Linked DNA regions of Homo sapiens: region 1 is linked to region 2. Evidence: read pairs that join two places in POLR2A ChIA-PET (ENCODE). Cell type or tissue: GM12878. All regions are shown on one strand. Links, peaks and the distances in the headings refer to the core of each region. The heading gives the core; the rest is flanking DNA.

Evidence for each region. Peaks named below come from ENCODE experiments on the same cell type or tissue, not always from the same donor. Only the 100,000 strongest peaks of a DNase experiment are listed, where the experiment ranks them.
Region 1: POLR2A ChIA-PET joins it to region 2 with 8 read pairs; 2 of 35 experiments call an interaction of 5 or more read pairs at or near these places.

The regions. Positions count from the first base shown.
Region 1 is chr6:131,653,496-131,670,436 of GRCh38, forward strand. It overlaps ENPP3 (ectonucleotide pyrophosphatase/phosphodiesterase 3), which reads left to right. Exons shown (of 25, transcript NM_005021.5): 6 at 4,828-4,925. Among named protein-coding and RNA genes, the nearest start is that of ENPP3, 25 kb to the left of the region's middle. In GM12878, for the core only: no CTCF peak of the experiment used is centred there; no DNase peak of the experiment used is centred there; H3K27me3 peaks cover 125 bases.
Region 2 is chr6:132,486,170-132,503,110 of GRCh38, forward strand. The region is part of intron 2 of STX7 (syntaxin 7); the gene reads right to left. Among named protein-coding and RNA genes, the nearest start is that of STX7, 18 kb to the right of the region's middle. RefSeq lists enhancers at 4,568-4,807, 12,921-13,130. In GM12878, for the core only: no CTCF peak of the experiment used is centred there; DNase peaks (open chromatin) are centred at 9,052, 9,562 and 12,702; H3K4me3 peaks cover 4,047 bases; H3K27ac peaks cover 6,645 bases.

The sequences.
Region 1 (16,941 bases), core at 4,537-12,536, 830 kb before region 2:
CCAAAGTTCTTATGGTCAGGATTGAAACTTAGCTTGAAATTACTTCTGCCAGAACTCCTTTTCCTTTTTTAAATAACTTAATTCCTGTCTTCTTTTTTTAAATAAAGATAGGGTCTCGCAATGTTGGCTAGGTTGATCTTGATCTCCTGGCCTCAAGCCTCCCTCCTGGGCCTCCCAAAGTGTTGGGATTACAGCTGTGAGCCACCATGTCTGGCCAGAACTCTTTTCTATTAACATCTTGGCACCTCAAATTTCTTCCTTTTGAGAGCAGGGAAAGAGGTTTGTGCAGGCCTTGAAATGAAAGGAGGTCCTTGAAGGGTGAATGAGGAGAGCTTTGTCAGGGGGCATAGGTGATGAACACGTGAGGTGACACTCCTACCCCACCCCTCCCATGCATCTTTTCCACATGTTTATCAGGGCTGCTCCGCTGACTGCCAGGGCCTGGAAATGTGCATCACTTCAAGCCAGCATGGATTCCCCATTTCTCCATCCACCCCTCTGCCCTTCACACTTTTCTGGGCCAAGTAATGGGAGAATGGTGGAAGGGTGGATGAAAAAGAAAGGAATACCTGGCTTTAGGAGGAATTGGTAGAGGCAGTTTTTAAATTTAAGTTTTATTATTATTATTATTATTATTATTATTATTATTATTACGAGATAGGGTCTCACTCTGTCACCAGGCTGGAGTGCAGCAGTGGCACGATCATAGCTCACTGCAGCCTCAAATTCCTGGGCTCAAGCTATCCTCCCATCTCGGCCTCGTAAGTATTTGAGACTACAGGCATGGGCCACCACATGCAGCTAAACATTTTTTTGTATTTTTTTTGTACAGACAGGGGCTCACTATGTTGCCCAGACTGGACTCGAACTCCTGAACTCAACTGATCCTCCTGCCTTGGCTTCCCAAAATGGTGGGATAACAGGCATGAACTACTGTGCTGGCCAGTGGAGGCATTTTTTGTTTCAAGACAAGGTCTCATTCTGTTGCCCAGGTTGGAGTGCAGTGGCGTGATCATGACTCATAGCAGCTGCTACCTCCTAGCCTCAAACAATTCCCTCACCTCAGCCTCTCAAGTAGGTGGGACTATAAGCATGTGCCACCATTCTCAGCTAATTCATTTATTTTTTGTAGAGACAGTGTTTTTCCATGTTGCCCAGGCTGGTCTCGAACTTCTGGGCTCAAGTGATCCTGCCATCTTGGCCTCCCAAAGTGCTGGGATTACAGGCAAGACCTGCTGTGTCTGGCCCAGTGGAGGCATTTTTAAATAGTGTTATTTCATTTTAAAAATGAGTATAAATAATGTGCCTGTTTTTTTCCCATGCTGCTTTGGTTTGTAGCTCAGATTCAGCTGCTCTCTTTGCACCTTGTGGGTGGAAGAGTAAAGGATTAGAATAAAATGAGAGGAGTTTGAGTCCTGATTTTGCCTGTAGGTCTTTTGCGCTAGTCACTTCTCTGAGCTTCCTCTATGAAACTGAAATAATAACAATGCCAGGGTCAGACGATTTCATGTGAGAATTAAATGACCTAAAGCGAGGGAATATGCTTGGTGAGCTATCAAACAGTAGGTTAATTTTAGTTCTAGTGTATGGTACATAGTAGGTACTCAAGAAATCGTTAATATTTTTCTAGTGAAATTTTTCTATAGTCACTTGCTTTATTAGATGAACCTGGTACTTGAATCTATTAAGGTGTGCCCATGGCCTCTTCTCATGGTTCAAATTACACAGTCAATTCATCTCTGAAAAGCATACTAATACCAGCTAACATTCATATAGTTCTTATTATTTACCAATTTGTACTTTACACAATAGTCATCTTACATGTTAGTCCTTATAAAAACCCTTTGGCTCTATTATCTCCATCCTCATTTTACAAAGAATGAAATGGAGGCAAAAGCTGTGAAATCACTTGCCCAGTGCTGCATTCCTAGTGGTTGCTGGAAGCAGGAAGCAAACCCAGGCAGTAAGGACCCAGAGTCTCTGTGGCATAACACTCCCTCAAGTCATAGGCTGAGCCCGTGATGCTGTGCAATTCATCAGAAGAACGGGTAAGGGGCTGAATAAGGGGAAGAATTGTTTGAGGCACCAAGACTCCCTCACCTGTTGATAACCGGGAGGAGAGAGACATTAGGTGAGAAGGAAGGTTTCCAGTAAAGTCTTTGTAAAGAGTCTCAACAAACCTAGATGACTAAGCCCAAATGATTAGTTAGAATGGCCTTCTCCAAACTGGCAAATCACTGTCCACCTGAGGATTTGAGAGCTGGAGCAGCATCCCAGAGAAATTACAGGACTGATTTGTCAATCTTGATGCAAGGCAAGACTAGAAAGGAACCTGGTGAGGAAAGGGGTGGTGGTGGTGGTCAGAAGGACACTGACCATTTCTTACAATCCCCTCATTCTCTTTATTCCATTGAAGTCATTCCTGCCTATACCTTCCATCCCTGCATGGAAAATGGACAATGATGATTCTGCTCACTATGAATAATAAGTGCTGCTAAAAATTTTAGTGGCTGAAGACATTACATAAAATCCTCTTGCCAGACATTTATGCTAGTGTTCTCTTTGCCTGTTTGCCTTACTATTTTGCTAGTGATCATAGTATAGTAAGGAGCTTAGACTCTTAAACCAGACAGATGTGAGCCAATAGCCTAGCTCTGCCCCTACTGGCGGGGGACACCTTGGGTAAACTACCTGATCCTGGTGAAATAATAGATCTGAGATGACAGTTCTTGGCATGTAGTGAGCTCTTACTCAAGCTTCATCACAGGCAGTAAAAATAATATGGATGCAATGTTCAAGTTTTTTAGCAATCGGAGAAATAAAAATGAAAAAAGATACAACTTTTACTCCATGAAATAGTCAATACATCATGATTTGTGTATATAAAGTCCTAGCTACCTGTCTTGTTTATGAAAGTACTGTATAAGTTAATATCTACTGTTGGGAAAGAATTGTGGCAATATTTTGGTCTCCTTTGAAAGTTTGTCGTAGGCCGGGCATGGTGGCTCACGCCTGTAATCCCAGCACTTTGGGAGGCTGAGGCAGGCAGATCACGAAGTCAGGAGATTGAGACCATCCTGGCTAACACGGTGAAACCCCGTCTCTACTAAAAATACAAAAAATTAGCCGGGTGTGGTGGCAGGTGCCTGTAGTCCCAGCTACTCGGGAGGTTGACGCAGGAGAATGGTGTGAACCTGGGAGGCGGAGCTTACAGTGAGCAGAGATCAGGCCACTGCACTCCAGCCTGGGCAACAAAGCAAGACTCCGTCTCAAAAAAAAAAAAAAAAGTTTGTTGTAAGACCAGGAAATGTGATCTTTATGAATTTATCTTTAGGAAATAATTAAGGGTGTTTTAGCTACAAGAATGTTCATGTCAGCAGAATGTAAAATGCACTCTCTAGTTAGCTTGGACAGGCAAGCTGGCCATTAAAAAAGGGGTGCATTGGATGTTTGGATTCCACTCTTGATCCCAGAGACAAGTGACCCTGTCTTTAATCTCTTCCAAGTTATTTTAATGGCATATTTATGAATATAAAGTTTTTAATCAGAGTTATGTTAATGACTTTATGAAAAAAAGAAGTATTTTCTCATGCGAATTGCAGTAGGCCACTTTAATTTCTTCATGAATTTTCTGTACACTGCAGTTCAAACGGTCCCAGTTTTCCATTTTTATTTTTAAATTGAGGTATCCTATAGTTCATACTATAGGATGAACTATGGTATGAAATGGTCCTATCTTAAGTGTATAGTATGATGCAATTTGGAAATTCACTAAGCTATGTAACTTACCAATATAGAATATTTCCACCATCCCAGAAAGATAGCTCATGTCCCTTCCCATTGCTTACTTCCCAAAGACAATCACTGTTCTGATTTCTATCATCATACATTCCTGTTTTAGAATTTTATGTAAATGGAGTTAAACCACAGGCTGTCTTAGGTCGGAAACCTAATAACTTTCCAAATTGGAAAGTACTCAAGTGCCTATGGACAGTAGAATAAGTTCTGGTTTATTCATTCACTGGAATATTAGATAGCTATGGGAATGAATGATCCATAATTACTTGCAACAATATGGAGGAATCTCAAACATAATGTCGAGTAAAAGAATTGAGACTCAACAAAATGCACACTGTATGATTTTATTTGCATATAAATGTAAGTACAAAAATAGACAAAGCTAATCTATGCTGTTGGAAATCAAGATACTGATCATCCTTGGTGGGGTGTGGTTTGGAGAATTTAGTGACCACAGGAAGCACAAGCATCCTGATAATATTCTGTTTCTTCATCTGGGTGATGACTACACAGGGAGTTCAGTTAGTGAAAATTTATCAAACTATGCTTCTGTGAAATGTGTGTGTGTATAACAGAAGTAAAATTTTAGGCCAGGCGTGGTGACTCACACCTGTAATCCCAGCACTTTGGAGGCCAAGGCGGGCGGATCACTTGAGGTCAGGAGTGGGAGACCAGCCTGGCCAACGTGGTAAAACCCTGTCTCTACTAAAATTTATCCGGTTGTGGTGGTGTACGACTGTAATCCCAGCTACTCTGAGGCTGAGGCATGAGAATCACTTGAACCCAGGAGGTGGAGGTGGCAGTGAGCTGAGATTGCTCCACTGCAGTCCAGCTTGGGTGACAGAGTAAAACTGTGTCTCAAAAAAAAAAAAAAAGAAATTAAAAAAATAAAAAATGACAGTGTCTGGCTATGGCCCAAAAGTTACCCAATTATTTTACCTTAAACACAGGTCTAAAAAAGGATTGCAATGCTTTTGAGGTAAATGTAGCTATCCAAAACAATGGACAAATTTTGTTTTCCATTTTCAGGTTTGACCTGCCACCAGTTATCTTGTTTTCTATGGATGGATTTAGAGCTGAATATTTATACACATGGGATACTTTAATGCCAAATATCAATAAACTGAGTAAGTCTTCTGTAACTAGTGGCATGCAAATGATAAAGACACCTAGTTAGTCAATCTCTAGAGGATGCAACTTTCTTTCTGACTTTTAACGCTGGTGGTTTGTCTTAGCCTAGATCCTCTCTGACTTTACCACATGGTTTCTACTTTCATTCGGAAGTATATTTTCACGCTTGCTGGCTTCTCCTACCTTTATTTTGGTGGGATGTTCAGCCTTTTGTTTGTTTATTTTGATTTGCTTTATATTTGAATGTAACTTCTGTCCTATGGAAATCTATTCATGTGTACTGCCTTGAAAGTGATGTTTGTCAGACCCAGGTTCTGGGCCTTAGCAAGGAGAATATAGCGAGAACCGGATCCTGAAGGAGCCTGGTGGGCTTAGACAGATCCAGCACCTCCCACCACTTCAGCCGATATCAAGTCCAGGATCTATTTCCAGTTCTGGAATCAAACTGCCTACAACCTGACTCTACTACTTGCTAGCTGTGAGGTCTCAGACAACTTTCCTTCACCTTTTAGTGACCCAGTCTCTTCATCTGTGAAATGGTGACTTCCCACCTGATAGTATTACTGTGAGAATGTACAGGTAGCATTCAAAAAATAGCTGTTTGATATGTGGCATACAATGGGTGGTTTTAAGTTATTGTTATAATTCTTTTATTATCAACTTTATTATAATGTTGTACTTCTGTGTTAGGACACTTGGCCTTCACACAATTTAATAAAGGTAGTAATAAAGAGAAGTTGAGGCTGGATGTGGTAGCTTATGCCTGTAATCCTAGCACTTTGGGAGGTGGAGGCTAGAGCATCCCTTGAGCTCAGGAGTTTGAGACCAGCCTGGGCAACATAGTGAGACCTCATCTCTATTTAATAATAATTTTTTTTTAAAAGAAGTTGAGTACCCAAGGATACAATGCTAAGAAGTGGCATAGTTAGTTAGAATCAGAGAGCTAACTCCAAGGCGCACACTCTTCACTGCCCTGCAATTCCTCTCTTTCTTCTCCCTCCTCCGAGGCTGTTTTATATCCCTAAAGTTCTCAAATTTTATGTCATTTTTACTGGTTTATTGTTTTTCTTTTTCTTCAAGTTATTAAAAATAGCTATTTGACTCTGGGTAAGTTGACTGACTTTTCTGGGCCTCAGTTTCCTCATTTGTAAAATGAAATGACTAGATCTGATGATTTCTACTGTTAATTCCAGCCCCAAATGCCATGGTTGTAGGAAGATAGATCACTACTTCCTGCAACTCAAGGTGCATTGTTTCTTCAGCTTCTCCCTCATTCCCTGAGGCAGATCTTTAGCAAAGAGACTGTTTTCCAAATCCAGGACCTGTCATTTTTCTGCTGAGTTATTTTGTCCTAGAAAGTTAACTAACACTTCTCAGTTTCTATCTTCTTATCTAAATTTGTCTTGATAAACTGGATATCAAATCTGGTGTCAAAAGGGAATTTGACTAGCCAGGGTGAACTGAACCTTTTCTAAAGTGAAATTCCTCGATTTGCTCATTCCATTGAGAATTAGAAATGACATCAATGAAATATTCAGCCACTAAGAGCTTTCTGCTTTTGATGTTTAAAATATTTTAAAACATTTAAAATATTTTTTAGTCATATAGACAACATCTCAATCCCCAAATGTGTGAAGCTATGATCAGCTAGGCCTACCTAGGCAAAATAGGGCTGTTAGTTTCTCAGAGGCCTGATTAAGAATAGATGTGGTAGGTAGGGGTACATATTCTCAGGACCACCTGAGGCTGTTTTGAGGGAAAATTGAAAAAGGAGAGATGTGGTTAAATAGGATTAGGATTATGTTAGTCTTGAGGTGAGGTATGTGACAGCAGGCCTTGCTATTAAGGGAGCCCAGGGCCCCATCTCTAGGGTTTCATCAAACTGCCTGAGTTGGGCCACCATGGTCATGTAAACTGAGCCTAAACAATATCACAGAGCAGTGAGTCATATTAGTGACTGTTAAGTGGACGAGGAAGTGGCTCTCTGAATCACACTCTAATGAGGCAAGAACATTGTCTTGTCTTAGTGCAGGTGGCAGCAGACAAAGAAGGGCCAGGGCCAAGATCAGGAAACTGTCAAGTGGGATAGAGGTGATTTGGCCTATTTAGAAGACAGCCTTCCTGAAAAGTTAGATGGGAATCTGTGGATCAAATAAGACTAGAAGTAGCAGGTAGACAGCAGAGATCCAGCAGGGGACATATGCAGAGTTTTAGAGATTAGAGTTTGCAAGGTTGGCATTCATGAACAGCAGAGCTCTTATACTGGCCATAGCAGATGTCATTTGCTGTCTGCTTTTTAAATTTTGTTAAGAATGCATAACATGAGATCTATCCTCTTAACAGATTTTTCAGTGTACAATGCAGTATTATTATCTATAGGCATAATGTTGTACAGCAGATCCCTAGAATTTACTTATTTTATAAAACTGAAACTTCATATCCATTGATTAACGATTCCACATTTCCCCCTTACCCAGCCCCTGGAATCCACCATCCTATTCTTTGCTTCTATGATTTTAACTATTTTAGATAACCTCATATAAGTGGAATCATACAGTATTAGCGTGTCTGTGACTAGCTTATTTCACTTAGTATGTCTTCAAGTTTCATCCATGTTATCACATGTTGCAAGATTTTCCTCTTTTATTAAGGCCAAATAATATTCCATTGTATGTATATGCCACCTTAAAAATCTATTTATCTTTTAAAGAGAAATAGATTGTTACCACATCTTGGCTCTTATGAGTAGTGCTTCAGTGAACATGGGAGTGCTAATATCTCTTTGAGATCCTGATTTCAACCCTTTTGGATACTCAAAAGTGGAATTGCTGGATCATATACTTTTATTTTTACGTTTTTGAGAAACCTCCATGCCATTTTCCATAGCAGCTATGCCGTTTTGCCTTTCTACCAACAGTGTACAAGAGTTCCAATTTCTGCATATCTTCATCAACACCTGTTTTTGGGGTTTTTTTGATACTAGATATCCTAACAGATGTGACGTGCTATCTCATTTTTAAATTTTTATTTTTAATTATTGTTATTATGTTAGAGATGAGGTCTTGCTATGTTGCCCAGGCTGGCCTCAAACTCCTGGGCTCAAGTGATCCTCCCATCTCAGCCTCCCAAAGTGCTGATTACAGGTGTGAGCCACTGTGCCCAGCCTCATTTTGGTTTGATATGCATTTTTCTGATGATTAGTGACATTGAGCATCTTTCATACACCTATTGGATATTTGTATGTCTTTAGAGATGCACAATATCTTTCTTCTTTGAAGAAATATCTATTTAGGTCATTAGCTCATTTTTTAATGAGACTATTGTATTTTTTGCTATCAAGTTGTAGAAGTTCCTTATATATTTTCGAAATTAACTTCCTATCAGATACATGGTTTGAAAGTGTTTTCCCCCATTTCATATGTTGCCTTTTCATTTTATTGATTGTTTCCTTTTCTGTGCAGAAACTTTTTGGTTTGATATAGTCCTACATGTCCATTTTTGCTTTTATTGCCTGGGCTTTTGGCATCATGTTCATGAAATCATTGCCAAGACCAATGTCATGCAGATTTTCCCGTATGTTTCCTTCTAGAAGATTTATAGTTTCAGGTCTTACTTTGAAATCTTTAATATACTTTGAGTTGATTTTTGTGTATGGTATAAGATCAGAGTTCAAGTTCATTTTTCTGCATATGGATATCCACTTTCTGACATCATTTGTTGGAGCAACTATTATTTCCCCATTGTGTATTCTTCTTGGCACCCTTTTTGAAGATCGGTTGACCATATAGGCTTGGATTTATTGATTTATTTCTGAGATCTCTATTCTTTTTTTTTTTCTGAGATAGGGTCTCACTCTGTCACCCAGGCTAGAGTGTGATGGTGTGATCTCAGCTCACTGCCACCTCTGCCTCCCAGGCTTAAGCAATCCCCTCAGCCTCCTAAGTAGTTGAGACTACAGGCACTGCATGCCACCATGACTGGCTAATTTTTGTATTTTTGTACAGATGGCATTTTGCCATGTTGTCCAGGCTGGTCTTGAACTACTGAGCTCAAGCTTGCCTTGGCCTCTCAAAGTGCTGGGATTACAGGTGTGAGCCACTGTGCCCAGCCTGGGCTCCCTATTCTTTTTCATTGGTCTATACATCTGTTTTTATGCCAGTAACATGCTGTTTTAATTACTGAAGATTTTTAATATATTTTGAAATCAGGAGCTTTGATGTCTTCAGCTTTGTTCTTTTTCAAGATTGTCGTGGTTATCTGGGGTGTTATGAATTTAATTTTTTTTCTATTTCTGTAATAAATGTCATTGGGGTTTTGATAAAGATTACATTGAATCTATAGATTGTTTTGGGTAATAGGAACATTTTAACAATATTAAGTCTTCCAGTCCATGAACATGAGGTGTCTTTCCATTTGTTTATACGTCTTCCTTAACTTCTTTTCCCAATATTTTATAGTTTTCATATACAAGTCTTTCACTTTCTTAGTTAAATTTATTTCTAAGAATTTCATTATTTTCAATGTTTAGAAATGAGATTGAATAGTTAATTATTAGTACATAGAAATGCAACTGATTTTTGTATGTTGATTTTGTATCCTGCAATTTTACTGCATTTATTAGTTCTAAATAAATTTATTTAGAGCTTTCAGTATATTTAGAGCTTCAGTAGATAGTATCATGTCTTCTGAAAATAGGGACAGGTTTACTTCTTTCTTTCCTATGTGGTTGCCTTTTTTTTTTTTCTTGCCTAATTGCTCAGGCTAGAAGAGTGGACAGTCTTGCTTTGTTACTGATCTTAGGTGGAAAAATTTTCACCATTGAATAGGATGTTAGCTGTAGACTTTTCATATAATCTTTATTATGTTGAAGTATTTTTTTTCTATAGCTATGTGCCACATAACAACATTTCAATCAACAACAGACTGCATATATAATGGCGGTCCCATACATTATAATGGAGTTGAGAAATTCCCATCACCAGCTGGGCATGGTTGCTTATATCTGCAATCCTAGCACTTCAGAAGGCCAAGGAAGGAGGATTGCTTGAGCCAAGGAATTCAAGATCAGCCTGAGCAACAAAGTGAAACCCTGTCTCTACCAAAAAAAAAAAAAAAAAAAAGTAGCTAAGCACAATGGGGTGTGCCAGTAGTCCCAGCTACTCAAGAGACTGAGGCAGAAGGATCCCTTGAGCCTAGGAGTTCAAGGTTGCAGTAAGCTATGATCACACCACTGCACTCCATCCTGGGTAACAGAGCGAGTTCTTGTCTCAAAAAAAAAAAAAAATCCTATCACCTAGTGATGTCATAGAAATTATAATGTCATAGTGCAATGCATTATTCATATTTTTGTGGTGATGCTGGTGAAGACAAACCTACTGCACTGCCAGTCATAAAATAGTACACATATTTATGTACATTACATCATACTTGATAATGATAATAAATGACTGTTACTGGTTTATGTATTTACTATACTATACTCTTTTCAAAAGAGATGGGGTCTTGCTATGTTGCCCAGGCTGGCTCAAACTCCTGGGCTCAGGCGATCCTCCCACCTTGGCCTTCCAAAGTGCCTTCCAAAGTGCTTGGCCACTGTGCCAAGCTTATACTATACTTATACTTTGTACATTATTTTAGAGTGTACTACTACTTATTTAAAAATGTTAACTATAAAACAGCCTCAGGCAGGTTTTTCAGGAGGTATTTCAGAAGAAGGTACTGTTATCATAGAAGATGACAGCTCTATGCATATTATTGCCCCTGAAGACCTTTCAGTAGGGCAAGAGGTGGAGGTAGAAGACAGTGATGTTGATGATCTTGACCCCATGTAGGTGTGGGCTAATGTGTGAGTTTGTATCTTAGTTTTTGACAGAAACATTTAAAAAGTAAAAACAAAAAATTAAAAAACAAAAGCTTATAGAATAAAGATATAAAGAAAATATTTTTTACAACTGTGCAATGTGTTTGTGTTTTAAACTCAGTGTTATTACAAGAGAGTCAAAGAGTTAAAAAAATTAAAAGTTATTAAAGTAGAAAAGTTACAGTAAGCTAAGGTTAATTGATTATTGAAAAAAATACATTTTTGTAAGTTTAGTGTATCCTAAGTGTACAGTGTTTATCAAGTCTATAGTAGTTTACAGTAGTGTCCTAGATTTTCACATTCACTCACCACTCACTCACTGACTTACTCAGAGCAACTTCCAGGCTTGCAATCATGATAAGTGGTCTGTATTATATCATATTTTCACTGTACATTTTCTATATTTAGATAGATAGGGATAAATATACAATTACCACTGTGTTACAATTGCTTACAGTATTGAATAGGATAACATGCTGTACAGATTTGTACAATAGACTTTACTATATAGCCTAGGTGCACAGTAGGCTTTACCATCTAGGTTTGCTTAAGTACACCATATTATGTTTGCACAATGATGGAATTGTCTAACAACACATTTCTAGGAATGTATCCCTGTCTTTAAGCAATGCGTGACTGACTGTATTCCTAGTTTGTTGAGAGCTTTTATCATGAAAGGGTGTTGAATTTTATCAAATGCTCTTTCTGCTTCTATTGAAATGATCATGTAATTTTTATCCCTCATTCTGTTAATGCTATATATCACATTAATTGATTTTCATGTGTTGAACCATCCTTGCACCCCAGGGATAAATCCCACATGATCATGGTGTATAATCTTTTCATTGTGTTGTTGAATTTGGTTTGCTAGTATTTTGTTGAATATTTTTGCATCTATTTTCATCAGGAATATTAACCTGAAATTATATTTTATTGTGATATCTGTGTAGCTTTTATATTAGGGTAATGCTAGCCTTATTCATTTGAAAGCATTCTCTTGGTCTTCAGTTTTTTGGAAGAGTTTGAGAAGAATTGGCATTAGTTCTTCAAATTTTTGGTAAAGAAATTGTCAGTGAAGCCATCTGGTCCTGGTCTTTTTCTTGGGAGGATTTTAATTATTGATTCAATCTCCTTACTGTTTATAGATTTATTCGGACTTTCTATTTATTTAAGATTCAGTCTTGGTACATTGTATGTTTCTATGAATTTATCCATTTCTAGTAGGTTATTCAGTTTGTTGGCATATAATTATTCATAGTATTCTCTTAAGAACCTTTTATATCTGCAGTATCAATTGTAATGTCTCCTCTTTCTGATTTTATTTATTTGAGTTTTCTCTCTTTTTCTTGGTCTAGTTAAAAGTATGTCAATTTTGTTTATCTTTTCGAAGAACCAACTCTTAGTTTCATTGATTTATTCTATTGTTTCTCCATTCTCTATTTCATTTCTTCTTGCATCTTTTCTTTTTTCTGCTAAACTTGGATTTAGTTTGTTCCTTTTTCTGTTCCTTAAGGTGCAAAATTAAATTGTTTATTTGAAATTGTTCTTCTTTCTTAATGTAGGCATTTATTACTATAACTTCCATCTTAGAGCTGCTTTTGCTGCATTCCATTTTCATGTTCGTTCATTTTGTTTCAAGATATTTTCTAATTTCTCCTTTGATTTCTTCTTTGACCCATTGGTTGTTCAAAAGTGTGTTACATAATTTCTACATTATTTGTAAATTTTTCAGTTTTCCCTGTAATATAGATTTCTAGTGTTATTCCATTGTAGTTGGAGAAAATACTTGGTATGATCCCAATTTTTTAAATATGTTAAGACTTGTTCTGTGATCTAATATGTGATCTATCCTGGAGAATGTTCCATGCATACTTGAGAAAAACATGTTGTGTTGGGTTTAATGTTCTGTAAGGGTTCTGCTTTAAAAAAAAAACCTGCTGATAGTTTTATAGGGCTTCTCTTGTATATTGTGAGTTGCTTTTATTTTGCTGCTTTGAAAATTCATTGTCTTTGACTTTTGACATTTGATTATAATATGTCTTAGTGTGGATTTCTTTAGGTTCATCTTATTTAGAATCCTTCAAGCTTCCTGGATCTGGTTGCCCATTTTTCCTCCCTAGATTTGGGAGTTTTTAGCCATTATTTCTTTCTATAAACTTTCTGGTTCTTTCTCTTTTTCTTCTCCGGAAAACCCCATCATGCATATATTAATCCACATGTTGGTGTCCCACAGTTCTCTTAATCTTTCATCACTTCTTTCCATTCTTTTTTCTTTTTGCTCCTTTGCCTGAATAATTTTTAAAGGCCTGAGTTTGCCTCTCTTTGTTGAAATTCTCACTTTATTCATGCATTGTTCTCATCACCTCAACGAGCATCTTTATGACAGTTGTTTTGAAATGTCTGTTAGGAAAATTGTATCTCTGCTTCATTCAGGTCAATTCCTGAAGATTTATCTTGTTCCTTTGCTTTGAACATATTTCCCCATTTACTCATTTTCCTTTACTCTCTGTGTTGACATCTGCACGTTGGACAAAACAGTCACCTTTCTCAGTTTTCATGGACCGGCCTCGTATAGGAGAAACCCTCGCCAGTTGGCCTGATCAGCGATTCTGGAGGCCCCTTAAACCTTCATGCTAGTCCAGCCTTGTTTCTTTGTTGTTAGGGGCCCCAAGTGTCTAGAGTATGCTAGGTCCCATTGGTGTTCCAAGATGAGTGAAACTTATCTTGGAAGGAAGCCAGCTCCTTGGGCAGTCACCAGAGAATTTGGATCATTAGATGTCTTGTCCAATTCTTTCTCTCCCCAGAGAAAAGTTGGGGTCTGGATTTTGTTTTGTTTTGGTCGTGGGGCTTTTTTTTTCTTCTTTATTTTGCTTTTTTTCTCTGTGCTGTGCCAGGGAGAGGGACTATGGTGACTAATATGCTACATCAAACCGGTGTGTTTTTTTCTCACTGGCCCCCAGGTGACTAGAGTATGCTAGGTTCCATTAGCGCTCCAATACAGACAAGACAGAAAAAGCCAGTCCTTTGGGCAGTCCCTGGTAAAGTTGGGGCATTGGACACTTAGTGCAACTCTTCCTCCCCTGGGAGAAGCTGGGAGTTGGGGTTATTGCCTGATTTCTCTGTGCTGAGCCAAGAGCAGAAGCTGTGGTGAGTGCCTGTGTGCTCGTTAGAATCTCCTCTTTGTTCTTTGTAGCACACAGGGGACTAATAGATGTTGGGTCTCATCTCTTCTAACTCAAGTGAGTTAGAAGCCAATTTCTCAGATAGCACCTGGAAAAATTGGAGTGTTAGATGTGTGGTCCAATTTTTTCCCCCTTGGGGAGAAACTAAAAGTTGAGAGTTCTCTCCTGATCATATAGCATCGTTCTGGGAATGGGTATTATGTCAAAGAAACAGTTCTGCTTTTCCTACTGGTTTCGATGTAACTGGTGTTATACTTGCCTGGTAAGCAGGAGCCTCTCAAGTAGTTTCTGGGTTTCTCACAAAGGGAATTGATTTATGTGTGGCTATTGAATGATTGTGTCTGCTGTGGGAAGAGTCGTCCAAGATTTCCTATTCTGTTATCTTGGTAACATCACTCCTCTTTGCTCTCTTTTGACCCTTCTTCTTTATGTGCCAAGGGATTGAATGCATACTTGCAACTCTGGGAAGACTGAAGCCCCTGCAGAGCTTATTATTCTTTATTTTTTTTGAGTGCTAGAAATGATACAGGCCAACATTATGGCTAATCTTTCTACAAGGTTATTCTACTAAGTTACATATAAAATGAAAGTACCTATTTTCAGCCTGTGAATACTGGTAAACAGTTTGCTATGTTTTCCATTTGTACAGATATCTTAATAATATTTCATTATGCCAGTCTTATAAGAATTTCATAAGGACTACATTGTAGTTTTTTTTTGAGTCGGAGTCTCGCTCTGCGTTTTTTTTTTTTTTTTTTTTTTTTGAGATGGAGTCTTGCTCTGTCGCCGAGGCTGGAGCACAGTGGCACGATCTCAGCTCACTGTAACCTCCGCTTCTCGGGTTCCAGTGATTCTCCTGTCTCGCCCCCCCCTGAGGATCTGGGATTACAGGCACGCGCCACTGCACTGGGCTAATTTTTGTATTTTTATTAGAGCCAGGGTTTCACCATGTTGGCCAGGCTGGTCTTGAACTCCTGACCTCAGGAGATCCGTCCGCCTCAGCCTCCCAAAATCCTGGGATTACAGACGTGAGCACCGTGCCCGGCCTACATTGCAGTTTTGATCTGTACATTCTCTGGTTGCTTTACCTACTCACCTGTTTAGACCTTTGCTGCTTCTTATAGTTCCTAGTTACTATAAACCTAGTTGCATAGGCTTATCTCATTTATATTTTCAGATTATTTTGTTTAGTACTTTATTTTTTTAATTGTTTTTTTAGAAGTAAAATACACACGTAAACATTTTAAGGCAATATTCGAGGGTATAAGTAAAAATAAATGAACAAAACATCTTTCCTGGTCTTCCTACTTTTCCTTTGCAAAAGCAACTGCTCATTGGTTTATTGCGTGTCTTTCCAGTAGTCTGTTCAAGTATAACTTAAATTATTCATATTTGGAAGAAACCATGGTAGAAGACTGTGCTTTCTGTAGACTTTCTTCAGTAGCTGTGGTTCAAGGGCAGGTAATACAAAACGGTAGCTTGGGTCTATAGTCAGCAGATGTGTCTTGTTTATGACATATAACTAGGACGGTGCCATGCTTTTACAATACCGGTAGCTTAATTTGCATTTTATTTTATCCTCTAGCTTTACCCATTTAAGAATTTGAGTCTGCCACCCGTTTCAAGGATATTAAAGCAGAAACTGACTTTATGTATCTGTTCATTGTATGAATTTTTTCCCACTTAAATTATTTTAATTGTGTAAGTGGACTAGATCTTATTTTATTTTCTTGTTATATGACTTCTTAACAATATTAAATGTCTTTCCTTAATTGAGATCAAGATTTACTTATTGGTGGTATTGATTAAATAAGAAAAATAAAGGTTATTTTAATCTTATGTTTTATAAATTAAGTCCTGGAGCAGTTCTCAAACTTAAATACATTAGGATGACCTGGGCTGCTTGTTAAGAATGTAAATTTTTAGCCAGGCACAGGGGCTTACATCTATAATCCCAGCACTTTGGGAGGGTGAGGCAGGTGGATCACTTGAGGCAAGGAGATCGAGACAAGCCTGGCTAACATAACAAAACTCCATCTCTACTAAAAAATACAAAAATTACCTGGGCGTGGTGGCAGGCACCTGTAGTCCCAGCTACTCGGGAGGCTGAACTCAGGAGGCAGAAGTTGCAGTGAGCCGAGATCACGCCACTGCACTCTAGCCTGGGTGACAGAGCGAGACTCCATCTCAAAAAAAAAAAAAAAAAAAAAAAAGAAAGAAAGAAGGAAAAGTAGATTTTTTTTGAACTCCCTTTCCTTCTCCTACCTTCCAATCCCCATCAGAGAATCCTATGTAGTGGACTTGATATGGGGCCCTAGAAGTTTCTGAAGGAGGAAATTCCTGAATCAGAGGCTGGGAAGGAGACCAACCCCATGTCTATTTGAGAAAACACTCATTGTGTTCAGCAGCAAAGCCTGTGACTTTTTGGATGACAATTAATTTCATGTTTTGTTTTGACTTAAAGAGAATTGATAACGGTGAAGCTTTATTTTAGAAGTAGAGGCAACACAATTTTGCTGTGGAAAATTTCTTGTACTTCACTGCTGCAGAGGAAATAGCAATGTGCCCTAGTGGTTCTGACCTCTTTAAACAGGGTTATTGCACAGATTGAAAACAACAGAACAATGAAGCTAAATTGCTGTCATACTTTGTGAAACACAGATCACAGGAAACTTCCCTGGTCTAATGGAAACTGTACTAAAAGTAAGAAGCAGTAAAGTTAGCTTAATTTGTAAACAGTACTACATGACATGGGCTTATGCAGTTACACAAGTGAAATCCTTTTTCATTTGTCTAGACAGTAGTGTTGACTTTTGTTATATTAGATACTTTACATGTAAGAACTATCAGCTAGATGCCAATGCTATATAAAGCAAACAAACTGGCAGTGTATAATATAGAGTACATTTAGCTCAGGGGTCAACAGGCTGTGGCCCATAGGCCAAAACTGGTTCACTCTACTCGTTTGTG
Region 2 (16,941 bases), core at 5,691-13,690:
TTTTTTTCCTAATGTGAAGTCCTTTTATTTGTTTATATTATCCATCTGCACTAGATGGATCCTCTAGTACAATTCTGAATAGAAGTGGTGAGGGCAAGACATCCCTGTCTTGTTCCTGATCTTATAAAGGAAAGCATTCTGTCTTTCACCATTAAGTGTGACACTCTGTAAGTTTTCATAGATGATCTTTTGTCAGGTTAAAGAGCTCACTTCTACTCCTAGTTTACTGAGAATTTTTGTTAGGAATGGAAGTAGAATTTGTCAAATGCTTTTTCTGCATCTATTGAGATGATTATATAGGTTTTCTTTTTAAGTTTGTTAACATAATGAACAATATTTATTGCTCTTTCAGTATTAAACCAACCCTGAATTCCTGGGATATACTCCACTTGTTACATCCTTTTAAAATATTGGTGATTTGATTAGTTAAATTTTGTTTAAATTTTCTGCATTTATGTCATGAGATGAAATGGATGTGTAGTGTTTTTTTCTGGGTTTTTTTTTTTTTTTTTTGAGACAGAGTCTTGCTCTGTCATGCCCAGCCTGGAGTGCAGTGGCGTGACCTCAGCTTACTGGAACCTCCTGCTGCCAGTTCAAGCGATTCTCCTGCCTCAGTCTCCCAAGTAGCTGGGATTACAGGTGCCCGCCACCATGCCCAGCTAATTTTTTGTACTTTTAGTAGAGACAGAGTTTCACCATATTGGCCAGGCTTGTCTTGAACTCCCGACATCAGGTGATTCGCCAGCCTCAGCCTCCCAAAGTGCTGGGATTACAGGCATGAACCACTGCACCCAGCCTAGTAGTGTTCTCTTCTTTTACTGTCTTTATCTGGTTTCAATATAAGGATTATGCTGACCTGCTAAAACGAATTCTTCAATTTTTTGGAACAGTTTGTGTACAATTAGTTAAATATTTGATAGATTACATTAGTGAAGATATTTGAGTCTGGTTCTTTGTGAGAAGGTTTTAAGTTGTAATTTCAATTTCTTGATATAGAGCTAGGCAGGTTACTGACTTCTTTTTGAGTGAACTTTGATAATTTGTGTCTATCAAGGAATTTATCCATTTCATCTAAGATGTCAACTTTATTGTCATAAAGTTGTTTATAATACTCTCTTAATTGCAGCCATAAAAAAAATGAGTTCATGTCCTTTGCAGGGATATGGATGAAGCTGGAAACCATCACTTTCAGCAAACTAACACAGGAACAGAAAAGCAAATACTGCATGTTCTCACTCATAAGTGGGAGTTGAACAATGAGAACACATGGACACAGGGAGGGGAACATCACACACCAGGGCCTGTCAGGGGATGAGGGGCAGGGGAGGGAGAGCATTAGGACAAATACCTAATGCATGTGGGACTTAAAACCTAGATGATGGGTTAGTAGGTGCAGCAAACCACCATGGCACATGTATACCTATGTAACAACCCTGCACGTTCTGCACATGTATCCCAGAGCTTAAAGTGAAATAAATAAAATAAAAACCATTTCAAAGGAAAAAACCTTTAAATATATGATAGATTCTGTAATGTACAGAATATATGTAAATATGTATAGATTTTTACATATAAAATATGTAGAATTTATAATATATCATCTCTCTCATTCCTGATATTAGTAATTTGTTTCTTCTATTTTTTTCATGTTCAGTCTGGTTAGATGTTTATCAGTTCTATTGATCTCAAAGAAATAGCTTTTGGTTTCATTGATTTTTTTTCTCCCTTCGATTTCCACTATGATTTGTATTTCCTTTGTTCTGCTGACTTTGCAATTTCGGTTGTTTTTTCTAAATTTCTTAGGGTGAAAACTGACGTCATGATTTGAGACCTGTCTTCTTTTCTAATACAGGTGTTTAGTGCTCCCTTAAGTACTGAGTTAATACCATCCAACAAATTCTGATATGTGATGCTTTCATTTACGTTCAGTTCAGAATATTTTCCAATTCCTCTTTTTGGCTTTCTCTTTGATCCATAGCTTATTTGAAATGTGTTTGGTTTTCAAACATTAGGGGATTTTCCAGGGATCTTTCTGTTACTGAGTTCTAATTTAATTTCACTGTAGTCAAGGAATATTATCTTGTATGACTTGAATCTTTTAAAGTTTGTTGAAACTCTTGATTAATGACAGGAATAGAGTCTATCTTAATAAATGTTCTGGGTGCACTTGAGAAAAACGTGTGTTCTGCTGTTGTTGAATAGACTGTTCTATAAGTGGCTGTCACCATCAAGGTGATTAGTACTTTGAATCTTCTGTATCCTGATTTTGTATCTACTTGTTTTATCAATTATTCAGAGAAGGGTACCGAAAGCCATAATTGTGGCTTTGTCTATTTTCCTTGCAGTTTTGTCAGTGTTTGCTCCATGTATTTTAAAACTGTCTTATGAGGGAGTTCTCAGTTTTTTTTAAGTGTTCAGCTTCTTATTTACATTTCTTGACTATCTAATGTGAACCATACTTGAGTGCTAATACTTAATAATCTATGATATAATTATAAGAATTGTAGAGATGATAAATATCAATTGACAAAAGATAGTTATAGCCCGTAATTGGGAGGGAGGAGTCAGCTACTATGTGCCAGTGACATGTATCTAGCAGTTGCATATAAGTGACATATTTAAAACAGGACTAGAAAAAAAATCTAAATATTGAAAGAAACAAACTCTGTTTTAGACTCCAATCTTTCCTCGTCTATCAAACCCTCTAGCTTTGTTAGAGGGTGGTTTGGAGTGTTAAACAAAGTGATATAGGCCAGGCGCAGTGGCTCGTGCCTGTAATCCCAGCACTTTGGGAGGCCAAGGTAAGCAGATCACTTGAGGCCAGGAGTTCGAGACCAACCTGGCCAACATGGCGAAAACCCATCTCTTCTAAAGATACAAAAATTAGCCAAGTATGGTGGCACACCCCTGTAGTCCAAGCTACTCGAGAGGCTGAAGCACAAGAATAGCTTGAACCCAGAGGAAGAGGTTGCAGTGAGCCAAGATTGTGCCACTGCACTCCAGCCTGGGCAACAGAGTGGGACTCTGTCTTAAAAAAAAAAAAAAAAAAAAAAAAAGGATGATATATATGTAAACATTTTAGAAATGGCATAGATCTTTGTAAGAATAAAAGTACAAGATGTTATTACTAATAAGTCTTGTACAATTAGAGTTAGGATCCAGGTTCGTTATAGGGTACAATGTGTAGAGAAAAATGTATCATTAGAAATACCCATGTCTATCTATTTTTCAAGAAAAACCAAGAAAAGTGTATTAAAATTCTAAAAAGTGTATCACAAGTAGAAAAACTTCCTGGAGAATGTGAAGGATGGCTACTAAAATAATTCTGGCTTTTCCCCTCTAGCACTAGTATATCTCATGCTCTGTCTTATGACCTGAAGAGAACACTTGTCTTCTTTGTGAGCAAAAGCACTGATCCAAACTGCAGAGACGAGAAAGTGTGGGAAGGGAGATGGAGAAGGATCTTCTAAAGGATGAGTCTCGAGGCTGGAAGCTCAATGGAGAGCATCCACCCGCAAGGCCCAACTACACTGGCTTCCTGTGCTCCCCTTCCCAGCACAGAATATCTGAAGGCATAGCCCGCTTCCACAAAGCAATCTCAAATTTACAACACACTTAATTTTCACTTTGTCATTGGTTCTCTTCCCGGATACTTTAAAGGTAGAAAGGCATAAAGGTCAAATCAGTGGAAATTTGGGGGCATTTTAAAGCTATTGTAGATTAATAAAGGGTTAAATCTGAGGGCACAGTTCTTAAAAATAAAGTACAAAAACAAGTCATCTAAAATTGTATGTAAACAATAATTTGGACTTCTAGATGGCTGGAACATTACAAGCTGGGTCTTTTAGCAAATTTATTCATCCTAACATTTTTCACATGGATCTGCTCAGTTTACCTGCTCTGAGGTAGTCTGGAATCAGAAGCAACAACGGTTCCATAACAATGTGATTTGTGTAAGAAGCAAACAGGAAAGGACTGGGCAGTGGTGAGGCCTTGCGCCTTGCAATTCCCCAACCCCGCTGACACATCTTTTGCCCATCATGATGAGCTTCCTTCCTGTCATCCACTCGAGGGCCCAATAATTCTCCTACTGCTCCAAAAGCAGCTGAATTGTTGTCACGAGTTCCCCTCTAGTTTACAGGCAGTGATTCCCAAACCTTTTACTTCAGTCATTTCTGATCAGTTCTAACTGCCAACACATGCTGGCAGCTGTTTCTAAAACACTGAAAATCGATTTCTGCTTCTTATAGAAACACGGTAGAAGCATGTTTCTGAATATTCCTCCTTCTTCCCTCCTCAAGGCATATTATAGAATGGGGGAGCAGGTAGAAAACCCATAAAAATTACATTTTCAGAGAAATTAACACAAAATGTGTAAATATGACCAAATTCTCAAAAACGTGTACATACGGCCAAAAGCAACAGAAAATAGCAGGTCCTGAGCAGGAAGCCGTATGGGTGGGGCGGAGAATAACCGGGGTTGCAGAGCTCCACACTGTCACCAGCAAATCATCAGAAGAGCTGATCCCACCCAGAGTGAGAATGGGCAGAAGCAGGGCTGAGAAGCACCGGGGACTCTGCTGGAGAAGGTGGGAAAAGGAGACACGGAACAGATTCAGGAGGCCATGGGCTGCCGACCCTACTCAAAAACCAGGTGGGGAACACCTTGGAAAGAGGTGTCTGTGCATCTTGGGGCCGATGAAGTGATTGGGATGACATCAGGGATGGAGCGGGAAGCCCTCCTACACCAGGCTAGGGGCTGAGAGGCAGAGGAGGAAAGAAACAGTCCCTCAGTGCAGCACAGCACAGCACAGCACAGCACAGCACAGCACAGCACAGCACAGCACAGCACAGCAGAGAGAATAGAGCCCTTGAGCAGAGAAATGGGCACTTCCCTCTCCCTCCACAGGAATCTCCTGCCAGGAAAATCAAACTCATTCCATTGAAAAACAAAAAAAAATGGGGAGAGTAACCACACAAAAGACTATTTTAAAATGTGGAAAAGAACAGTAAAACTCCCTAAAAGAACTCACAGCAGGAGAACATGTTGCCACAAAGTGAATATGGTAAAAATTATACCCCAAAATACCCACAGGATTAAAAGAAAAAAAAAAAACTCAATGAAGTAATCACAGTTTAAAGGAAGATCACAAAAGAACTCTTAAGAGATGGCCAGATAACATGCATGCACTGACTAACTAGAGACTGAAGGAACTCAGAAAAGAAGGACAAATTCAAAAATAAAGACCCCATGACAAGAAGCACAATAACAGACAGACGCAGAACACATCAGGCCTCATGATCACCACCCACTGCAGGTTTAGTCATTTTAGGTTCCTTGGGCCGCCCCTCACTCTTCATTGGTTGTAGTTTCTGGCTCGCTGCCATTCTGTCCAACATGACTCCTATCTTAATTTTTTTGTGATTTCAATACACAGGCTGACGATCCTTCCACCATCCTGCTGGCCTCCATTCTTTGCACACGTCTCCTACTGAAATGATTCTGTCCTCCACCCTCCCTCAGCCACACACTCCAAGATCCCATCAAACACCTTCTCATTACCAGGAACTGTCACTCTTCCATAATCTTGGTTTCAGGCAATCTACTTAGAAATCACCTCCTGCATGTCCAGCTCACTCCCCTGGCCCCAACTCCAACCTGCCATCCATTGATCCTGCCACTCTGCCACATTTCCTCACCTCCAATGTCGTCACCCACTCCCTAACCAACTTAAACTCTGGAGTCAGTCCATATCCAGACTCTTGCATATATCTTAAGCCCCTCTCTCCCTTCTTAACCACTTGACAAAATCTAAAATTCTGGTTGAGTCCAACATTGCACTGCCTCTGCACCAGCACTGCACTCCTCTCCTCATAACCCTTGCTCCACCCAGAGTAAAAGTCCTTACACCAGCCTGCAAGGCCCTACCTGACCTGGTACCAACTCTCTCTCTTCCCTCCTCTCCATTCCTCTAATGGCCAGGGGTGCTTAACTCTGAGGGCCCATGGACATGCTATTTCCCCATCTAAAATACTCTTTCCCTAGATACTGTGGGACACATTCCCTTCCTTCCTTCAAATATGTGCTCAACGAGGAACTCCTCAGTATGGTCCATCCCAACTCCCCGTGCACCCTATTTATCAAATGCAAACCCCTCTCCAGCACATGCCGGTATGTTTTTGTCATTGTTTCTTTTTGTAACACTTAACATCTCCTTCTAACATATGACATAATTTACTTATTTATTTTATGTCTGTCTTCTCTCATTAAAGGTTCACTCCATAAAGGCAGGTATTTTTATTTTATTCGCTGACATAGCTTCAGCATCCAGACAGTCCCTAGCACATCACAGGTGTTTAATAAATACTCACACAGGGAATGAACATAAATGCACAAGTAACACCCTGGTACAATATACAGCATGATCCAAATACACCATGTTATATGAACCAGACTCTCCTGGGCTCAAATACCAGCTTTGCCACTTAACAGTTGTACAAACTTGAGCAAGTGACAACCACTCCAAACCTAAATTTTCTCACCTGACCAGGGTGACTGGAAGATCAAAAACAATGCACAAAAAAAGGAATAAAAGATACCTAATACAAGGCACAAAGTAAACAGTTAATTAAAAATAGTTTTAAAATACTAGCTTACATATCTTCCAGAAAGAGATTATTGAACAAAGCAGGGTATATAGGAAATACCATACAACTAAAATCACTGGGTGTACTTGGGCCACCCTGCCCCACTCTCCTCCCATGCCCAGCAGCAAGGCAGTGTACTGGGTATTCACAAATAAGCAGGCCTTGGCTGGATATCTGTTGAAGGTTTCCATGCTCCCAAGCAGGAGAACAGTCCACAGACTAGGACAGTATCTTGGTGATGTCTGTGGGCATTTTCTTTGACTTTATATGGAATAAAAGGCAAACTATCTTAAAGAAGTAGGTGGCCATACTCAATATCATTAATACGTAACTTCAAATAATGATAATGATAATGATACTATAATGAGAAAGAAGAGTAGGAAAATAAATGTACCAAGACTTGCAGAATAATATCTTGTATGACTTCTAGTTTTTTCCTAAGCAACTAATAGGCACACCAATTAACAATTGCTTTAAGAAAAAAAGTTTGGATTAAGTATAAAGGGCAATCACTGTTTGATATGGTTTGGCTGTGTCCCCACCCAAACCACATCTTGAATTGTAGCTCCCACAACTCCCACATGTTGTGAGAGGGACCCAGTGGGAGATAATTGGATCATGAGGGTGGTCATTCCTGTGCTGTTCTCATGATAGTGAATAAGTCTCATGAGATCTGATGGATTTATAAAGGGGAGCTCCCCTGCACAAGTCCTCTCTTGCCCATGGCCATGTAAGAAGTCCCCATGCTTTTCCTTCGTCTTCCGCCATGATTGTGAGGCCTCCCCAGCCATGTGGAAATGTGATCCATTACACCTCTTTTTCTTTATAAGCTACCCAGTCTCAGGTATGTCTTTATTAGCAATGTGAGAATGGACTAATACACTGTTTAATAAAAACATTGTTCAGTAATTGGTGAAAACAACAAAAAGGGATCAAAGAGATGAGGACCATAATTGCCAAAATCACTACAGGAAACCAAAACTAAATGCCAAGCTTAACTTATACTGTTCGATTCCTACTTCAGCACCAAATCAACCAAAATGTACAGAGGGACAGCCTCACAGGGCAGTTGAGTAGCCACTACACAACTAACCATGAATATGTGTAATCAAAGAGAAACTACCCTGTCATACAATTACTGAGCATAGATCATGTTGGAAAATAACTAGTCATTATTATAGAAATTCTTAAATAAATGTAGTATCAAAACATACACATGAGGATTTTTATCACATGGTCACCATGACACTTTATCTACAGAGAACTCAGAGGATTCATTTGTGGAGGCACCACAAATGGTTAGGTTCTCAGGTTTTTAAACATATACACTTAGGATAAAATGTCTGTTAATGAAGGATTAATTAAAATCATTTAATGGCATAACCACATAAAAAAGTAAGCAACCAATAACAAGAGAAAAAAAAAGTAAGCACCAAAAAACCTGTATAGTGTGATCTCAATTTCATTAAAAAATGAACGAATAAAATTATGTGTAAATACTTCTGTAGCCAAGACATGAGCCCTTTATCTCTGGGGGCCAAGGTTTTAGTAGGAAAGTAAAAAAATAAGTAAACAATAATAGTACTTTAATTTACTGATAAAAGGCAATATAAAAACAAAACAGGTTAATGAGAAAAAGAATGACTGGAGGAAGCAAAATGATAAGGCAGGGAAGACATTGCTAAACAAGTGAGCTTTGGGCCCTAAGACCTGAATGCCAGAAAGAAACCAGTTACATGTAGATCTGGGAAGATGTCTGAAGCAGAAGAGGAGCAAGTGCAAAGGCCCTGAGGTGAGGATGAGCTGACTGTTCACTAAGCAGAAAGAAGATCTACCTGGTGGAATGTGGAGCAGCAGAGCAGCACCATGGGAGAGAGTGGTAGTTGACAAGTGGGGGCAGGGATCAGATCTTGAGGATATTGTGGGGCATGGTGGGGATTTATATCTGATTATAAAAGCCACAGAATTTAACTGTTGCCTTTCAAGCTATAGGATGACATGATCTGATTTACAGTTTTACAGGTTTACCTTGGCAACTATTTGGAGAAGACGGAAAGAGGCAGGAATGGAAGTGAGGAGAACAATTTGGAGACTGCAGTCATCCAAAGAAATAGCAGCAGCTTGAGCATATGTGGTAATGGCAGAGATGGAGAGACACAGACAGATCTGACCGGTAGAACCACTAAGATTTACACTTAGATTAAACAGAGGGAGTGAAGACACCCATTACTATGGTTTGGGGTTGGAACCAAGGGTAAGAAAGTTCATGTTCAGGGCAGAAGCATATGTATGGTTCACAGATAGGAGAGTGAGGGATAAAGCTCCTTGAAGCATCTTGGAGCCACATCTTAAAGATTTAGTTCATAAAACAAAGAATTCACTCATATCCGGCCATAAACACCATGTTCAGTCATAAAGGAAAAGTCACTGAAGAGAAGAAAAGTTGTCACACTCTGTTAAAATTTCCTTGGACAAGATAGCAACTTTCACATCTATCTCTGTTTTATGTTAGCACCTTAGGCATGAAGAAAATCACAATGAAATAAAAACTACTGAAGTTTTTCTCCTCTAAGTGGGGGAAAAAACCATCCAACCACATTTTCAGATGTGCAATCTTAGACATAAATATTTCAAACAGCATTTTAGGAGGAGGGAAGCAACAATTTTTCAACTCTTTTTCCTTTAATAAACTGCCTTCCCATCCCACCAACAGATTACCCCAGAAAAAAAGGAAACATTCTTAATTCCTGAGTAAATATATGGTTCCAGTAAATTCATTAATTTCTCAGGACTGGAGCTCCTTTTTTAAAAAAATATTTGCCCTGGCACCAAAAAAAAAAGTGATAATATTAGCTTCCCTTTTGTGCAGTCATGTGTTAAAATGCAAAAACAAGTGTCCCCTTCACCAGACCCTAACTAATTAAAAGAACTGTGATCATTCTAAAAGTAACAAAAGGGCTCACACTTTTACATAGACTTTTAATTTCATCTCAAAGAACCTTATGGGGACAGGAGCCATGCACCAATTCTTAATAAACAATTTTGAAAAGTATACTTGCAGCATAGGAAGCTAATTATAACACAGAGAAACCAAAAACATCTGTTTCGATTTTAAACTAAAGTCTATGCTGAACTAATACCTTTAATCTGTAGGAGAGATGATTAAAAATGAAACAAGTGAAGATTCAACAAAAATATTTTTCAGTCACCTTCTCTTAGCACTTAAAAGCTTACGTTCATACTTTATGTGCCCCTAGAAGGTTCTGTCTTTCCAAATTTTCTGGAAAAAACACACATCCACAAGCCCATGTGATACATGATGCATATTTTAGCAGAAACTTCTATACTCATAAATTCTGATGAGTAGATTTTATGTTTCCAATATATCTGTTTTATTCACTTTCCAACTTTAGCCACACTACATCTTCCTCTTTCAGGTTATTATTTTAAAAAAAAATACTCAAATGCGAGAATTCACATTAGCACTAGTGGAAAGGCTTACTATGTTATTTAGGAGTTAGGGAAATTTTTATCTCAAGGACTGTGTTTCATAGCTATTCTCATTTCTATTCACCAATTTCCTTCAATACAAAATTTTGTTAATTCTGACAGGATACAAACCTCTGTGCCCCAGCTTTCCCATCTCCTAACACTTAAAAATAATACATAAGCCTTGGTGGAACTCTAGCTAGTCTTGAGTGTGATGGCTTCTTCAATTATGGGATTTTATGAGCATGCATTATGGATTCAGATATGGCAATCAGCCTCTTAACAAAACATAGAATAATCTTGTACCTGTTAGAAGAGTTTCGGGACTCTTAAAAAACTTTGGTTAGAATTATTGCCTGTTAAAGTTTGAAGAGACCATAACCTAGCCCACAGAAAATACACATGAGAAAACCATGTCTTGGAAGGTTCGAGAGCTTACTCAAGGTCACACCGCTATTTGGATCTGATTTCAGGAAATGTACATGCAATCACATACAGCTTGCTTGATTAGAAATGTTTCCGATTATCTCATTGATTTCTTTAGCTCAGCTACACTCTAAAAACTCTGATTCTAATCAGAGAATTGCAAAGTAAATCATGAGAAACCTATGACTAAAATGAATAAAAAGCTGTAAACATCAAATGTTGACAAGGACTTTGAGCAGCACAAACTCTGATACACTGGCTGTACTCATATCTGGTACAACCACTTTAGGACACTGTTTAGCTGTTATCCACAAAAGCTGAACATAAACATATCCTATGAGCCAGTAACCCAATTCCTTCACATACATGCACCAAAAGAACATATAAGAATGTTCTGGGAAGCATTGTTCATCCTAGCAAAAAATAAAAACAAAATCAAAAACTGGAAACACTACAACCAGTAGAAAGAATAAATAAATTGTAGTATGTTTAAATATGGAATACTATACAGTAACGAAAACAAATGACCTGCAGCTGCATGGATGAATCCCACAAACATAATGAAAGAAGCCCAACATAAAATAATTCTATTTGATTATTGATTCTATTAGATTAAAAAAAGGAAAATTAATCAATGATGTTAACAAAGTCAGGACACTGGTTATCTCCGAAGGGCATGAAGGGGTGTAAGCACAAGAAGGTTTTAGGGGACTAAGGAATGTTCTATTTCTTGACATTTGTGGTAATACAATAGAAAATTCATTCAGCTATACACAAATAATTTGTCTAGTACTCAATGTATACATTATACTTCCATTTTTAAAAAGTCTGAAAAAGCAAGCCTGTGTTTACTTATGTGATGTATTTTGATATATTGATTCTGCTGCTTTTAAAAACATGAGTTTCTCTGTGTGTTCTCAAGACATTTTTCTATGTTGTTTGTGTTTGGGCAAGGATGAATGGCCCTTGTGAAAATGCCTACTCTGGTTTACCTATATGATAGGTACCTTATACTTATAAACCCACAAAGGCTTGCTTATCCTTATACTATACATCACAGCTAGGAGTATGTCTGACAGAAAATATGGAGAAATGATAGAAGGTAAACAGGCATAGATGTTGCTAATAAAAATGTCACTTTTGAACATCTCAATCCAAAGTTTGAAAACTAAATCTAAGCCTTTCTAAGAGGCATGGTGATCTTCTAGACCTGTGATAACAAACGATTTTGTTTGCCTGCCAACTCCAGTCTACTGGGAATGGTTGCCTGGAGCCTTGGGTTGAAAAAGACTGGATGGCATGCTAGGCCAGCAACAGAGAATACTGTCTATGCCATGGGTAAAAGATGGAGCATGGGTGGCACAAGGGCCTTGTTGACTGTTACGGAGTCAACGCTTTCTCTCATAGGATACAAATATTTTCTTAATCATTTTAAACTGTCTACAGAGCCTGTAATAAAGTCATAGTTTGTTATAACTATTTACCAGTTTTATTATTTTAATATAATTAAATTTCTAATTTATTTTACATGTAAGCATTTACAATATTTAAATATTTTATGCTTAATATAAATTATATCATTATAATATGGTTTAAATGCTTTACTGGTGAAACAAATTCAAAAGACTGCAGATGGTCTTAAACCAAAAAAATGGTTTAAAAATATTTTTGACTGCCATTTTCCTTTTTTGGGGGTATAAACTAAACCATAAAACTTAATATTTTATAAGTGTTTATTTCATCAAAACTAATGTGAAAATAAACTTTCCCACTGCAACACTCAAGAAGACTTTAGCTTTAGTTTAACAGATGCTCATATTCTAATTACAGGTTACCTTACTTACAGCATCTTCTCTTTAGGTTTCTTTTGTAAAATCAGATAATTGTACTGACACAATTTCAAAAGTTGCAAATGTAGTGTGAAGAGAACCTAAATGTGGTGCAAAGTATCATTTTATTCAATCGCACCCAGTATTATTAGCATTACCAAATGGGGAAAAAAGTGAACTGAAATTTCACACTTCTGCCTTTCACTTCCACGTGATTTCTGCATAGCCCTTATCAGTACACATACTTGACAGTAGTTAGATTTTTAACAATACTTTATCTAATCTAAACTCCCCTTCATTTAGACATTGAATCTCAGAATTAGAAAAAGTACAGTGATGACTGGTTTCACTAAATTCATGGCCCCAAATCTTAAATGTATACTCAACACATTTGCTAAACCCCCTTCTTTCCCGCCCATTCTCTATCTGATGACCTTGCTTCCCATTTCATTTAAGAACAGACCCACTCAAACAGGAAATCTCCCATGTTTGCCCACCATGTTTCCATCTGTACCACACGTAGCCTCACCTCTATACGGTGGATGAAATGTGAACTTGCTAGTGGTCCATTCCCATGCCCTCACTTTCAAAACATTTCCTTTGCAATTATACGCTTACCAGAATTTCTCTGTTGCAGTGTAAAATGGAACCCTTTCTTTGATCCTCTTTCTACTTTCATAGCAGAGTCTGCTAGTTGCCTACTAAATATTGATTCTCTCATCCTTCTTTCTCAAATAGAATAATCCCCAATTTTAGTGAGCACACTGAAATCCTGCTAAGATGTTTTCAGCCTCTCTGGCAGCTAGGTGTAGCCACCTGATCAATGACATAAGCAGAGATGAGGAGAAAATCTGGAAAGTCTCTTTAAAATGGAAAGAGTGGGTGCTTCTCCTTCCCTTCCTCCATCTACACTTGCAATATGGCTATGAGAATGTTCTTTTCAAAGTCACCAGTTTACCAAATCCAATTATCTGCTTTTATCTTAGTCTCTCAGCAGCATTAGGGAGAGATAATGCCTCACTCATTCTTGAAACATTCTTTAATTTCTAGAAATCTACCACATCTTGATTTTTATCTTACCTCACAGGTCACTCCTTAGATTCTTCATGCTACCTTCCTGATTTCCACATTTTTTAATGTTCCAGGCCTCTTCTCTTTCCTCACTCTTACGTGATTACTTTACACCTATGGTTTTAAATACCATTTATACTCTGAGGACACTCTGACTTCCAAATTCCTGTATCTAAAGTAGATGTTTGATATCTCCACTTAGATATCTAAATGATATCTCAAAATATACTTAGTCAAAACAAAACTCTCCCCTACTTGTCCTGAACTGTAGTCCCTCCCGTTTCAGTACACACTTGCCACCACCTAGTCGGTTGCTCAATGCAAAAACTATGGAGTCATCTTTAACTCCTTCCTTCCTCTACCATCCCTACCCACATGCATCAGCAAGTCCCGCTGGCTCTACCTCCAAAACACACTCATTGCTTCTCTCCATCCCCACTGCCATCACCCTGGTGCAAGCCAGCATCCGAGCTCTCCCCAGACCTCTGTGATGACCAGCATACCTCCCTGCTATTCCCTCAATGTCTATTTTCTAAGCAGCAGCCAAAGTAATTTTTTCACAGTGTAGATCTGATTATGTCTCTCCTCTGCTTAAATGCCTCCAGTGATTTCCACTGCCTCTTAAAATGAAATCTAAACTTCCTGAACCACCTGCAAGGCCCCAGCTGACCCGCCAGACCCCTCTGGTTTCATCTCCTGGCACTCTTGCCCCAGATGCTGTGCTTCAGCCACACTAGCTTTTTCCCTTTTCCCTATTTTCTGAGTATTTCAAGCCCAGGTCTGCTTTTGAATTTTTAATGCTAGTTATTCCTTCTGTCTGAAATGCCCTTTCTCTGAATCTTCTCACTACCAGTCCCTCCTCATCCTCATTCAAAGACCATCTAAAGTAAAGGTAGCTTCCCCAGTCACTTGCTCTCACCTCACTTTCACTATATTTTCTTTACAGAAAGTTAAGTTGCTCATTATTTCTCCTTACTACACTGTAAACTACAATGAGAGCAGGACCTTATAGATTGTTTACTGCTACATTCCTACAGTTTGGAACAGTATCTAGCAAGTACTATGTATCCCAAAAATTATTTGTTGAATGAATCACAATAGAATATCAAAATTAAAACCCTCTTAGTCTGAACCATTATTCCTATGTTTAAAATTCTTATTAATAAGTCTGAGAAATATCTGACCATCCTTTTTCTGGTCACTGATAAGGAATCTCATTCCTCCTGAGGGAGGCAATTCTACCTTAACAACTTGGATTATTCAAAAGCCCTTCCTCCTTCTCAAGGTGAAATCTGACTACCTGTAGCTTCCGTACATTTGTGGAGGCCCCTATGTTCATGCAGGACATATGGCTTCTGTTTCACATATGACAGTGATTCAAACATCTGCAGATGGTGACTGTACCTTCACCTGCATGAACAGTCCCTGTCTTTTTTTTTTTTTTGAAATGGAGTTTTGCTCTTGTTGCCCAGGCTGGAGTTCAATGGCGTGATCACTGCAACCTCCGCCTCCCAGGTTCAAGCGATTCCCCTGCCTCTGCCTCCCAAGTAGCTGGGATTACAGGCATATGCCACAACAGGCCCAGCTAATTTTGTATTTTTAGTAGAGACAGGGTTTCTCCATGTTGGTCAGGCTGGTCTCGAACTCCTGACCTCCCGTGATCTGCCTGCCTCGGCCTCCCAAAGTGCTGGGATTACAGGTGTGAGCCACCATGCCCTGCCAACAGTCCCAGTCTTCTTAACAGCTCTTCACATAGACTGTGGAGTATCATAGCCAGACCTTCACATGATCCAATACTGCCCCGGATGTACTCGCACACTTAGCTACCAACCTGCCATAAATATTCAACTCTGGCCCAATCTGTCACTTCTCATCCTCTGGATCAACTGATCTCTTTCTTAGGGAACATGGCCTGATTTAAGTCAACTCTTTTCTCCTTCCAGTTCATGTTCACACACAATCTTCAATCCATGTATCTTTCATACTACCTACTGCTTGCTACTTCTACAATCTCAGTACAGGACAGTCATTCCTCATCCTCAATTCCTAACACTGTTTAGCTTTCCCAACACAGGATGCTTATCCTCTTCTTTGGAGAAAGGCCTCTTGGCCTCCTTTCTTGCATAAAGGTCCTAATTTTCCACATATGTAATTAGAATTATAAACTTCCTTAATTTTTGCACAGGTAGCCAGATACACTTGGGGCAGACCAGTGCTATTTCTAACCAGCAGCAAGGGAGCCATTAAAAAAAAAAAAGAAAAGGAAAGAGGCTCTTCTGTGGCCACCATCAGAACAGATCTGATGCCAGAGGAGCAAAGCAGAGCCAACGCCGGTGGCCTGTGACAAACTGCAGCAGTTCTCAATGTACCATTCCTACAGTCCCTGCTGTGGACAACGTGGTGCCTGGCACTGTGCACTTCCTTGTTCTTCCAGAAATAGGTAAAAAACCCAGAAATCACCCCAAATCAGAATAAGGGTTATTTTATACCACTGTGCACAGCAGCACCTTTTTAGAGTCTAGTTTTATTCTCTTTGCTCCTAAAACACACTAGCATCTCATTTAAATAATTCAGGTAGAGGAACAGCTGTTGAGGAGTTAATGATTAGATAAAGAAACAGAGTATGGTCATTTGAAAACACTATTTCTGCAATGTGTTAACATTCTGTTAAAAAGAATAGCCTTGTAAGGAACTAGGCTGAAGAATAAAACTATATTAACATACTCCGAAGGATGAAAGAGTTCAGGTAATGCCCCGAGGGCCAAACCCTGAGAGCAAGACTAGAATCACCCAAGGTATCTGATTAACCATAATTTACAAACAAAAAAAAGTAAAAAAAAATAAAAAAATAAAAACCTATCCACTCAAATCTGCTATAATGATTTTTTTAATACATATCCTGACGATGAATACTTCCGAATGAAGTGCCACACTGCATCAGTCTACTGGTAATCTATCTCTGACAAGTATAGCAAAGAATAATTTGGCCGGGCGCGGTGGCTCACGCCTGTAATCCCAGCACTTTAGGAGGCTGAGGCGGGAGGATCACGAAGTCAGGAGATCGAGACCATCCTGGCTAACACGGTGAAACCCCGTCTCTACTAAAAATACAAAAAATTAGCCGGGCGTGGTGGCGGGCGCCTGTAGTCCCAGCTACTGGGGAGGCTGAGGCAGGAGAATGGTGTGAACCTGGGAGGCGGAGCTTGCAGTGAGCCAAGATCGTACCACTGCACTCCAGCCTGGGCGACAGAGTGAGGCTGTCTCTAAAAAAAAAAAAGAATATGTGGGGAATGCAGGTCTGATTTTCTAAAATACCTTCCTCAATAGATTAAAACGTCCTCTCCTTAGTTCCTCTTGCTCCTTAATAAGGTACCACATACTTGCCCATCATAAGATTAACCTAATCCATATCCAGTCAGATTTTATTTTTAATAAACTTTATGTTCCTTAAGCCCTTGGTAGTGCTACCTGGTTCCAA